2 separate regions of the Mus musculus genome follow, and region 1 is linked to region 2. The links are chromatin loops, found by intact Hi-C in ENCODE. Cell type or tissue: heart. All regions are shown on one strand.

Region 1 (2,500 bases), 65 kb before region 2:
TCTGCTATCCATGGAGGGGTGAGCTGGTTCTTGGCTAGGTCAGAAGTCCAAAGGGCAAAGCTATTTAAACTGGGTGGTATTATACTATTTAGATTATTAATAGGCAATCCATGGAATCCTACTTTTAATTTGAAATAAACCTATGTGGACAGAGGAATTTCCTGAAGGTTTAAATGAGAAAGAGCTAGAAAATCAGAAGACAGGCCTTCTATCTCAAATTGATACATTGCTCTTGGAGGGTTTTTTTTTTTTTTTGTTTTTCACACAAAACATTTTGTGTCCTAAAACAAAGAAAAGCATGTTGAGTAGCAGGCAGGTTGTGTGAGGAATAGTGTGCCAACCAGCACAACTGCCACCCTGCGTATAACACAGTCCGTGCAATGGAGGAAAGCCTTTTTTCAAGTCTGGAGAAGAACTCTAAGGGGCAGGGAATCTATAGCTGTGGCAAAGGCAATACTGGCACCCAGAATGGCCCTGGCCAGTGTATCTGCTACTACCCCGCCTTCACGCCTGCTGTCTGGCTTACTTTCTAGAAGGCAGGCTGGAGAGGACTGTGGGCAGGGTCTTATCTTTGTTCTGATGCTGAGGCATAGACAGGGGTAGACTCATAAAGAAGCTACATTATCAGCTTGTATAGGAAATTTCACGGTTCCAATAAAGCAGAGCCATGTATGAGGAAGAGGTATGCTATCCATATGCAACCTGGGCACACGTGGCCTTGGACCCAGAGCTGGCACTAAACTCTAGTGGCCCAGCATTCAAGTGTGTTCTGCAGAATTGGTTCTCATGGGGCTATAGCTCCAGGAGAGGGTAAGGTTTGCTCCTGTGTTCTCAGCAGAACTACAAGGAGATTCAGAAGGAGGTCAGACCAGAGCCCAGCTTGGAAGACCCTGTTAGTGTTTCATAGGATGTCAGGCTCAAGTCTGGAGGAAGCAGGGGAGAGAGTTCACCTGGCAGAAGCCCCAGGAAAACCTACTGGGCAAAAAAGGCACCTCTGAAAGTCATAGCCAGGAGCTTAACCAGCCAAGGGGAAAGGAGTCACAGGCCTATGCTAAGGACAGTCTCTGTGTTCCTAGACGGGTGTGCAGGAAAGCCAGAAGGCCTTCCATGGTGAAGGTGTAGCAGAGGCTATGTCTCTGTGGCAGTCCTCAGCAGTGGAGACAAAGCTGGACCTGTGCATGACGACACACAGGGAGGTGGAGGCTAGAAGGATAGGTAACATGATGGTTGGCTGTGTAGACATTGGATACCATGGTTCCTGGTTAGGAAGGCTGAGGGTGGGGGTGGGGGTATGATTGGGTTGGGAGTCAGGACTGTGAACCTTTGTAGGTTGTGGGATTCTTGGCTTGGGTGGTACCTGCTCTCTACTGCCCTCTAGTGGTGTAGAGAGCAGCTACCCGAAGGGAATAAGCAAAACACATCAAAACACACAGAGACTTCATACAGGGGGCTGTGAATGAAGGTCAATCTGGAAGGAGATCTGAGTGGTGTAGCATGAGCAGCCATGGTGTGGGAAGCAGTCAAGAGAAGAGCTGCCCGGCAGATGGGCCCTGAGCTGGAGGAGGAGAGTAAAGGCTGCACAGCTGGAGCTGGGACCTGCAGCCCAGATGTCTGGTATGTGATGAAGCCCGTAGATTGGCCAGAACAGGGCTATATACCAGGGAGAGTTATGAGCCACAGGCTTCTGTGATTTATATCCTGCAGGCTCATCTGAGTGTAATTTGGGAAATGAATCTTGGAGCTGTTTGGGAAGGGAGTATACAGGGGCCACCGAGTCAGGGGTACAGCAGTGGACATGAATCGTAGTTGAGGGCTCAAGTATTTGTGGTATCAAGTGCACTGAATGCCTGTTGCTTGGGGAATGCATTCCTGGCTTCCGGTTACTGGTAAGGGGCCCAGAGGAGGAAATATGCAGGCAAAGGCAGGTTTGGTAGGTTTGGCAGTAGGGAGATGGAGATGCTCAAGGTATAGCAGATTTAAAAACAACAACAACAACAACAACAACAACAACAACAAATCACTTAGATAAAGTTTTACCATCCCTAAGGCTGGAGAAGAAAAAAAGAGGCATGACATTTGATGCCCCTCTAAGGAGTCAGTCCATGGATGCTTTGTGTGAATCTGGAATTTCTGAGAAAAAAAAAATGGATGGTCTTGGTTGCAGAAGGAAGGGTATCATGGCGCAGTGTCTCTCTACTCTGAAGACTGAGATGTGGGAGGAGAGCGTGGGCCCGAGGATGCTGGCCTAAAGTGGGTTAGAAATGAAGATCGTGATCCCCTAGTGCTGAGGCAGCAGCTGAAGGGACGATGAAGAGGATTCAGGGCAGAGGGCAGAGGATGTGTTTGAAGGGGGCAGGGAAAAGTGGAAGAGTGCATCAGGCAGGAGTGGACTGAGCATCTGCAGGTGACAAGGGACAGACACACTGTGGCACTCAAAGAGGAGCCTCTGAGATGAAGTAAAATCCCGTGGCCAGCATGTGACTAGCAGACCTGTGGAGTG
Region 2 (2,500 bases):
AGCAAGGCAGAGGAAGGGGTCAAACTCCGAGGGAATGAGCCGAGTTAGGAGAGAGACGAAAAGTGGGTAGAGGTTCAGAGAAATCAGAGAAATGTTGAAGTGGAAAAACCGGAGCGCCGTTCTCAGGAAACAGAAGGTCATGTGTCAGGGGATAATGATGTGTCTGAAGGCTCAGGAGCAGTGGGACAGGGATCAGGGTAGGGAGTGGTCCCTGGGGAGTGGAGGAGCTGGCAGGGCCATGCTTCTCTCAGACTAGTTTTTTGAAGTGTTAGTGAGGAGGACTAAATGGCTGGGTTGTACTTACGTCAAGGCCTCTGCAACATCACAGAGGCTTTGAAACCTAGGCAGGTAAAGTTGATTCAGATCATAGAGACACAAGGGAAAAGGTGGAAGGTGAATTATAGAGACCAGAGACTCAATAGTGCTGAAAGAAGGGGCGAAGGGCAGAGTAAGGATACAATGTATCAGGGCGCAGAGTTATCAGTATTTGTCTTAACAAGTACATTTGAAGGAATAACCTATAATAGGCTCAGTGAGATATCAGAATGGCCAGAGACCCATGAGGGTGTGGGGTAGGACACGCAGAGATGGTTGTGAATGGTGGTATAAAAGCGGAACTGCCTTTTTTATTATCTGTATGTAGAGCACAGTGTGAGATAAGTGATCCGAGTTTACCTCAATGCCCCTGTGTTTGCTGCATCCATTCTGGTTTAACGAACGAACGAGCCACTTCTTTAAATATTTCAAGTGTGCTGTAGAGTTGGCCTGGTGGCAGAAGCCCTGTAAGCCTAGCAACTTCGGGGCTAAGGCAGGAGGATCACAAGTTCAAGGCCTGCCTGGTTTCCAGAGAAGTTCAGGGCTATCCCTGGAAGCTTGGCAAGACCTTATCTCAAAATAAAGAGTGGAAGGAAAAAAAGGGGAGGGGGGGTGGGACATGGCTCAGTGGCAGAGTACTTGCTTAGCTCTGAGACCTTCCCACGCCCTACTTTCTCCCAAAACAGATCCATTAAAAGTCACTTTTAAAACAAGGAAATTTTAAAAAATGTTTTGTTCACATAGTTTTTTGTTTAGACCCCCCTTTCAGGAAACTTTCTTAGACTTCCGTACTGCTGGCTTGAATGATATGACTGTTTGAACCCCATCTGACCCAATATGACCCCGCCCCTTCCCTTGTCATTAGAGGTATCCACAACAGCAGAGTTTTAAAAGCAGTTTGTGTTTCCATCCCGGAAGAGCCTCTTCGGTGAAGCTAACATACGTCACACGTAGCTTCCTTTGAACTCTCCTAAATGAAATTCCTGCAAGCACTGATGAGGCAGCAGCTGCTATACACAGCCCAGGTCACTCCTTAAGCAAACGCTCTCTTAAGACCAGCATAGAGGGGCTGGGACTCTCACCATAATGAATGTGCCATACTGGACAGACAGCTGGATTTACTAAGCTGCTGGGCGCATAGCTTTGGCCCACATCCCTGCACGCACACACCTTCCTTCCCACAGGGCGCTCTCAGCAATTGTTGAAGTGGCAGACATCATCAGCTGATAAGATAAGAAGCACGTGCCCTCCCCACCCCCCAACGCCATCTGCAGGGTCCCTCCTGGCCTGCTGACGCACACAGCCCTCCCCTGATGTCAAAGGGCTGATAAGTAGCTGTTTGGCTTCCATCCTAAAGGTTGGGCCAGAGCAGTGAGAAGACTGTCCCAAAAGCAGCTCTTTTGGGGCTTTCCTTTTTTTTCCCCCCCTTGACCAGGCAAGATCCCCGTCTGTTTAAACTCTTTAGTGTTATTTATGAATTATTTGGCAGGAATCCTGTTAGCAAAGATACACCCCCATCCAGTACACATCCTTTGATTCTTTTTTCCTCTTGCCACTTGGAAGGCTCACGTTGTGTGTACGCGTGTGTAACTGATTTAATCTGATGAAAAGGGTGGTTTGTGAGTTCTCATTAAAATAAACAGCCCCTCAAGTTTTCTGAGATTGGTGAAGGGAGGGACCAGCTGGCCCACACCGGTAATTGCTTCAGCTGCTTTCGACCCCTGAGAGTGTCCAGTAATTAAGGTAGCGATGCCCAGTCATCTGTCTTCACACTCAGAATTTCAGGCCCGGTACTGCACAGTGAGGTAGTGCCAGGAGACTGGGTTTGCCCTTTTCCTGGGCGTTAAGTTGGAGCCAGAATTTCAGAGGTGATGGGTGACTGTGAAGGGAGTGGAAATGTCCTGTTTGTGCTTAAATCTCTTGATTCATAGGCTAGAGCTTAGTTCTCAGAGGTCTCGGTGCGTCCTTTGAACATGGCTGCAGTGTGCACTGCTCTGATACTTGGATTCCATTTATTGGAGTTCCTGGTGACCAGGAGAGTTGGACTCACTGTTGATAGGGAATGTGTTGCTCTCTGTGGTGGAGGGTGGGATGTGTGGCAGCAGCAGAGGACCTCTGAGGGAAGGATTCAAAGTGGATCGCCTCTGTCAGGAGAGGAGGGTGGAAACTCCAAGTAGTCTGTCAT

Evidence for each region. Peaks named below come from ENCODE experiments on the same cell type or tissue, not always from the same donor. Only the 100,000 strongest peaks of a DNase experiment are listed, where the experiment ranks them.
Region 1: a loop joins it to region 2, with 3 times the contacts of the local background. A loop is called at or near these places in 6 of 42 quality-filtered maps.

What each region holds. Positions count from the first base shown.
Region 1 is chr17:8,806,189-8,808,688 of GRCm38, forward strand. The region is part of intron 1 of Pde10a (phosphodiesterase 10A); the gene reads left to right. Among named protein-coding and RNA genes, the nearest start is that of Pde10a, 5.7 kb to the left of the region's middle. In heart, a CTCF peak has its summit at 1,386 (motif pointing left); no DNase peak of the experiment used is centred here; H3K27me3 peaks cover 1,722 bases.
Region 2 is chr17:8,870,891-8,873,390 of GRCm38, forward strand. All of the region lies in intron 1 of Pde10a (phosphodiesterase 10A), which reads left to right. Among named protein-coding and RNA genes, the nearest start is that of Gm34321, 51 kb to the left of the region's middle. In heart, no CTCF peak of the experiment used is centred here; DNase peaks (open chromatin) are centred at 1,231 and 1,431; H3K4me3 peaks cover 584 bases; H3K27ac peaks cover 619 bases; H3K27me3 peaks cover 19 bases.